Linked DNA regions of Homo sapiens: region 2 is linked to region 1. A link is a contact called in ENCODE Hi-C or POLR2A ChIA-PET data. All regions are on one chromosome and are shown on one strand. Each heading gives the region's core, a stretch centred on a gene start or an enhancer-like site at or near the end of the contact. The rest is flanking DNA. Distances are from core to core; before and after follow the strand shown.

What was found. A loop is a pair of places that touch in the nucleus more often than their neighbours do. ChIA-PET counts read pairs that join two places held with the same protein, here RNA polymerase II (POLR2A). Pooled maps may share reads with other maps.
Region 2: a loop to region 1 is called in a map of Caco-2, with 5 times the contacts of the local background. The contact joins two enhancer-like sites. A Hi-C loop is called at or near these places in 9 of 168 maps with a recorded cell type or tissue (Caco-2, GM12878, GM13976 and 6 more), 37 of 37 single-sample maps with no recorded cell type and 10 of 50 pooled maps. POLR2A ChIA-PET finds 5 or more read pairs at or near these places in 14 of 52 experiments (A673, AG04449, AG04450 and 11 more).

What each region holds. Positions count from the first base shown.
Region 1 is chr10:13,711,545-13,715,212 of GRCh38, forward strand. All of the region lies in intron 12 of FRMD4A (FERM domain containing 4A), which reads right to left. LOC105376426 (a long non-coding RNA gene) reads left to right here. Exons shown (of 4, transcript XR_001747371.2): 2 at 378-470. Among named protein-coding and RNA genes, the nearest start is that of PRPF18, 130 kb to the left of the region's middle. RefSeq lists enhancers at 160-1,026, 1,027-1,891. Within about 2 kb of position 1,552, at least 13 of the 41 ENCODE cell types and tissues checked have a DNase peak (open chromatin) inside an H3K27ac peak, as active enhancers do; they include GM12878, where a contact is called at or near this core.
Region 2 is chr10:13,745,096-13,748,545 of GRCh38, forward strand. FRMD4A (FERM domain containing 4A) reads right to left here. Exons shown (of 25, transcript NM_018027.5): 9 at 2,641-2,724. Among named protein-coding and RNA genes, the nearest start is that of PRPF18, 160 kb to the left of the region's middle. Within about 2 kb of position 1,741, at least 2 of the 41 ENCODE cell types and tissues checked have a DNase peak (open chromatin) inside an H3K27ac peak, as active enhancers do; they include GM12878, where a contact is called at or near this core.

The DNA.
Region 1 (3,668 bases), core at 302-2,801:
TCAGGATGACTGGGCCGGTTCCCTTAGGGATTTGTGTAACGCCTATGGCCAATTATATCCAAGGAGCTAATTAAAAAGCTAAAATACTTAGTTCTACCAATAATCAAAGAATGTATTAATTCATACCTATTAAATCAAGGGGTTTCTAGTGCACGTCACTTAAGCATCTTTAAAAAGCCCTGCAAACATCGTTCCTTTGATCTTTTGGCATCCCTCAAGAAGATCAAGTGGGAAATTTACTTCTTGGGTGAAACAAGGCCCAGAGAAATTAAGGAAAACTGCCTAAGGCCACACAGCAAGTAAGTGAAGGAACCAGAAATAGAAGTCAAGGGCACCTGGTCCATTACTCTAACCTCTAACTATGTTGCTTTCCCCAGGAGTCCACCAATTAGTGGGAACAGCTCTTACTGACTAATGGATGGTTAACTTTACAAGTGGAATGATTTTTACAAATGAGCTACAATATGACTGTAAGTAGAAAGTAAAAAAGCAAATCTTTTTCATCCTGCACCATGGCCTGGCTTTCCTTTTATACGGTAAATGATAACAAGTATTCTTTCCTTCTATCCTTGGAGTCCTGGCTTCCTCTAGTTTTCTATACAGCAATGCTTCAATACTCAGTAGCTTTCAATACTCAATGCTTTCCATACTCCAAAGACTAAAACACAACGACAACTGTGATGAAGGACAGCCTGGGCCAGGCATGGTAGCTCACGCTTGTAATCCCAACACTTTGGGAGGCCAAGGTTGGGGGATCACTTGAGGTCAGGAGCTCGAGACCAGCCTTGTCAACATGGTGAAATCCTATCTCTACTAAAAATTAGCCAGGTGTAGTGGCACGCGCCTGTAATCCTAACTACTCCGGAGGCTGAGGCAGGAGAATCGCTTGTACCCAGGAGACGGAGGTTGCAGTGAGCCGAGATCTTACCACTGCACTCCAGCCTGGGCAACACAGTGAGACTCCATTTCAAAAAAAAAAAAAGAGCAACAACAAAAAAAACAGCCTGGATGATCTGGACTTGCGTGAAACAAAACTTAGAGGAAACCACCAAGTAGTGGCTTCCTTGAGACTATGTCTGTCCCTGTTGTTGGGACTGGCTGATACTGGATGTGGATTCTTAGTTTCTGACCTAGACTTGCCGTGACTCCCAATGCGATCACAGGTCCTCCACTTCCCTGTTCTGGGCCTCAGTATCTTCATGTATGAAAACAGGAGGTGGGAAACACTTATCCACGGAGTGCAAACAAAAGTGGGTAATAAATACTGCCTTTGAGACCTGAATGCAACAGGGTCCACTCTAAGTACTTAATGAGCAGGGACCAGTTACTGGTTTCTATTAGATGGCCTGCTGGATTCCCACATCCTGTATTTAGCTGAAGGCTGGGGCAGAGGAAGGGGCTTTGGCTCCACTGGACTTCCTCCCCAGCCAGCATTTATGGAGAGCTGGGACTGCATGTGGAGTGGTGGGCAAGCTCCCAGGACGATGTGGAAATAGACGCTTGAGAGGAAGCTCAGTCTAGTGGCTCTGATGCTTGACTAGGACTTTGGAGAACCTCGTCTTCCCCCGCTGCCCCTGAGGCTGAGTCACCAAGCTTCTTAATGATCTCCCTATGAGTAACTTCCTGTTTCATCCAGGGGGGCTATTACACAGAATCACAGCAGCCATCTGGTCCACCTCCTCCTTGCACAGATAAAGTAACCCCAGTAGAGAGAGGTTAAGGGATTGGCAGAGGTTAAATAAGTAATTGATGATGGGACCCACATCTTGTGACTTCTGGTCCTGGGCTCTTTCTAACACACCATGAAGCTCTGACAATGAACGAGAACAAAGTTGTTTCAAGCTTCTTGTTCTGAGTCTCTATATAAGAAGAATTAGACTCATGGACAGGAATAATCTCCAAGCTCAGAAGAAAACATACAAACTGAAAAACTCACTTCCTTATTTCATTTCTGCCCTTTTTACTTTCTAGAGCAGACTGGCACTTGCAAATCTTTAGACGGATTTACATTTTCAGCAAATACAAATGAGTTGTTTCACATCTAGAGGGCTGCAGGGCAAAAGAAAGGAGTCACTGAACCCGAATCAGATGGAATTTAAAATGTGAGAGCACCCAGAAAGCTCCAAACCTGTGCTCTCAGAGGACTGGATCCCATGTGCCCTGGTAAGGTTTTGCTATTGGAGCACAGCCGGTTCTAAGGGGCAACAGAAGTAGGTATATATACACATATATATAATATATATACATATATGTAATATATATACACATATATATAATATATATACATATATGTAATATATATACACATATATATAATATATATACATATATGTAATATATATACATATATAATATATACATATATGTAATATATATACATATATAATATATACATATATGTAATACACACACATATATAATATATACATATATGTAATATACATATATAATATACATATATAATATACATATATAAAATATACATATATATATATATATATATATATATATATATAAAATATACTTTTTTTTTGAGACACAGTCTCACTCTATCCTCCAGGCTGGAGTGCAGTGGCACGTTCTCAGCTCACTGCAACCTCTGCTGCCTCCCGGGTTCAAGTGATTCTCTTGTCTCAGCCTCCCAAGTAGCTGGGATTACAGGCTCCCACCAACATGCCCAGTTAATTTTTGTATTTTTAGTAGAGACGGGGTTTCATCATGTTGGCCAGGCTGGTCTCGAACTCCTGACCTCAGGTGATCCACTCGCCTTGGCTTCCTAAAGTGCTAGGATTATAGGTGTGAGCCAACATCCTGGCCCAGGTATATGTTTTTAGTGGGTTGAAATCATATGTCAGAGGTTTTTTTTTTTCTATCAGTTTTTTAGGCATTCAATATATTTTACTTTTTACAAAAAAAGAAGACAGAGGCAAGGCCCTTGGGTTTCAGGCAGCATTGAATTCCCATTCCCTTTCCAACCATTCATGTAGTAGTCTTCTACTTTGTACTGGACTGTTCTCATAGGCAAGAGGAAACACATGGTGCCTAATACATGTTTATATTTGTAGCGAGCTTACAATCTACTTGGGAAGACAAGACATACATAAAGTAGCTGTATTCATGCTACAGGAACCCATGATTCCTATAGCCAGAGATGGAAACCATCTCTGGTTTCTGTACCAGGCTTTACAAACTCTATAGAAGTGCCGCACTGCAGGCTGGGCATGGTGGCTCATGCCTGTAATCCCAGCACTTTGGGAGGCAGAGGTGGGCCCATCGTGAGGTCAGAAGTTCAAGACCAGCCTGGCCAACATGGTGAACCTCTGTCTCTACTAAAAATACAAAAAATTAGCTGGGCGTGGTGGCTCACGCCTGTAGTCCCAGCTATTCGGGAGGCTGAGGCAAGAGAATCACTTGAACCCAGGAGGCAGAGGTTGCAGTGAGCGGAGATCATGCCACTGCACTCCAGCCTGGGCGACAGAGGAAGACTCCGTCTCAAAAATAAAAAATTAAAAAAAAAAATTAGAAGTGCCGCGCTGCCTCATTCACATATATCTCATGCTTTTGTCTCAAATAATCAGTATTCATGACTCTTGTTTACTCTTGATTGTTTTGGTTTTCATTTTTAGGAGCAAGAACCCTGGGTGGGAGGTCAGGAGCCCTCAGTTCTA
Region 2 (3,450 bases), core at 491-2,990, 34 kb after region 1:
ATGTTCGAGGTGATGGATATCCCAGTTACCCTGATTTGACCACTGCACATTATGTACAGATATCAGAGTATATATACGTGAAAAATATGTACAACTATTATGTATCAATAAGAATCAAAGTCCATATAAATAAGGTTGAAATATTAGAGCCAACATCAAGTAGCCAACCACAGTGAAATGAGGTGAAAGGGCCTGTTGTGGTTGTGGTTGTTGTTTTTCAGTAGGGTATCGTCAGGAGGGTCCCTGTCATTGACTTTTATACATCGTCTGGGCTGTGATGCTGACTGTGATACACGTGGCTCCCCCGTCCTGCCACACTCTCAGGGCATTTAACACTGGCTTGGGCACTTATGGGTCTGAAGGAGGCTCAGGGAAAGCGCTGGCCTGGTCGTGATGGTATGGGATGTTCTGCCAAGCCAGCTATAGGTGAAGATGTTCATATGCAGAAGAGACAGAGAGAGTGTGTGTGAAGGGCGAGGTGCCTCTGGGTTAGTAATCATGTGTGAGTACAGAGCAGATAATGGAGATGGTGAAGGAGAAATCCAGAGACACAGGGAGGAGAGAAGAAATTCAAAACTCTCAGATGAGCATAGCAGTGTTCTAAGGTTTGGAAAGGAATGAATGAAGGGATGACTAAGAGACCCACAACAGGACAGGTCTCAGAGGCAAAGAGATTCCTCCCTGGTCCTCTCTAGTTACCTTCTCACATCCCCAGGGCCTTGACCATTGGATTTTTGGAAGTGAACAGCCAGGAGGCTACAGAGGGATGAGGCCCAGTGGCACAAGGAATTAGGGAGGTGGGTAATAGGGTCCATGAACAAGGAAACGGGACCATCATTTTTGGGGGTTCGGATTGCAAGTCTCGACATTTGGAAGCTGATGCATGCAAAATCCCTGCAAGTTAACAGATTTTGCTCTTTGGGGGCAGGTTATAATTAGAGAAAGCCATCATTTATTTACATCTATGTTTCCAAAAGAGGAGTGGCAATAAAACAGCTCAGAGAGATGAAATTAGGGACGCCAGACACGGAAGGGAGCTCCCAGCCTCGGGTCTTGGGGCCAGCTCCCTAGTGATGTGGTCTCTCAGAGAGATGTGATTTATGAGCCAGAGTTGTTTTTTTGTTTGTTTGTTTTGAGATGGACTCTCGCTCTGTCGCCAGGCTGGAGTGCAGTGGCACAATCTTTGTTCCCTGCAACCTCCGACTCCCAAGTTCAAGTGATTCTCCTGCCTCAGCCTCTTGAGTAGCTGGGACACCAGGCGCGCGACATCATGTCCAGCTAATTTTTTTTTGTATTTTTAGTAGAGACGGGGTTTCATCATGTTGGCCAGGATGGTCTCGATCTCCTGACCTTGTGATCTGCCCGCCATGGCCTCCCAAAGTGCTGGGATTATGAGCCAGAGTTCAATGCTGCTAATGAGCCCTGCATCAAGACATGCCCTACCCCAGACACACGAATCAGTGAACAACTAGGTCACTGTCTGGATAAGTGTCCAGACAAGACAAAATGCTCATAATCCATACAGTTCAGAAGTTGTCATCAAAAGCACTTACACAAGTCACGTATTGTAGTTTATTAGAATCAACTTGGTCTGTGCTTTTTGTTTTGCTTTTAAATAAAAGGAGTTGCAATGATTTCTGTTAGGGGATCAGAAGGAACATCAGAGAAGAGGTATTACAGTTATTAAAGGTCAGTGGCCAGGGCTTAGGAACCCAGTAGGATTTCAAAACATTATCCAGGAATGCAAGCCCTGCCCAACTGTGGCCCAAACCACAACCTGGGAGTCTTTCAAATGGCTTGAATCATTCAGAATCAGCCATTTAGGGCCGACAGATGAGCTATGGCATAATGTTACATAGTGGCTAAATCAGGAGATGTGAAACATCGAGGGAAAATAAAACAATCAATCTCCCTCTTCTGAAAGAAGAAAACCCTGTGGTTCTCCCACGTCTCAAAACCTCACACATGCTGTCATCAAATGACAGGTGTTCCAAAATGAAACTCTAGCAGCACATGAAAGGCTCTCGAAGGCGGTGAAGCTTCCAAAGTGAAATTTTAGAAGGTATTCTTTTTGAAAATTAAAAAAAAAAAGAAGAAGAAACAAAAAAGGAGAGGTCTCAGGCACAGTGCTTCACTTAAGTAAATGTAGAAAACGGGCCAGGCGTGGTAGCTCACCCCTGTAATCCCAGCACTTTGGGAGGCCGAGGCAAGCGGATCACCTGAGTGAGGTCAGGAGTTTGAGACCAGCCTGGCCAACATGGTGAAACCCGGTCTCTACTAAAAATACAAAAATTAGCCAGGTGTGGTGGTGCGTGCCTGTAATCCCAGCTACTCAGGAGGCTGAGGCAGGAGAATCGCTTGAGGCAGAAGTTGCAATGAGCTGAGATCATGCCACTGCACTCCAGCCTGGGTGACAAAGTGAGATCCGTCTCAAAAAAAAAAATTAATTAATTATTTTAAAAATAAATAAATAAATAAATAAATGCAGAAAATGGTTTCAGGAAGACACAGGGTACTTAATACAGCTGCAAGTCCAGGCTGGCACGTGGGAGCTGGTGGAGGGAGGGTACATTCAGTTGTCCTGTGTCCCCTCGCACCCCGAGAGGGACTCGCTCCTGGGGAAGACTCCAGGGGTCTTACCAGTAGGCCAGGGAAGGGTGCTCCTTCAGGGCTTGGGTGGGAAGGGCTGGCAGCTTCTTCAAGTCACTCCTCACAACTTCATTGCTGAAAGAGAGAATGCCCAGAAACGCACTCACCCTCTGAGAAAATAATCGCACTCTCTGATACCACTTGGGCCGCTGTCTTGTCTGAGAGACCCCACATCTGCTTCCCTGTTAATAAAAAGCAGTGGGGGGAAGGGGCGCTCTCTTTTTATTTCCGAAATACAGATGTAAACGAAGGCAGAACACACCAAGCCCAGTAACCGCCTTTCACCGTGCAGAAAGCAGGGCAAAACACCTTCAGATGGCCAGGGGTGTCTTCCCAAACCCTGCTCTCACTGAAGGGCACAGAGTGAACGCCCCTGAGCAGCCCTCAGCAGGAATTTGGGGAGAAGAAGTGTCCCCAGGGGTCCCCCAGGGCAGGATCTTAGAAGAAGCTCCCCAGAACCCCGCCGTTAGGCTCACAGAGCTCCGAGAATGGGCAATGGCGCCACTGTCTCCCTAAGAGCATTTGCGCTGCTAATACACAAAGCTGGTTTTCATGGCTTACGTTGACCACATGCTGGAAACTGTTTTCTGAAATATGACAAATAAATACTGATGGAGTCTCCTTTATCGGAAATGCTTGGGAGCAAAAGTGTTTCAGATTCCAGATTTTTTTCAGATGTTTGACTGTTTGCATTTATATACTTACTGGTTGAGCCCCACAAAACCTGAGCATCTGAAATCCAAAGTGCTCAAATGAGCATTTCCTTTGAGCGTCATGTCAACACTCAAAAAGTTTCTGAGT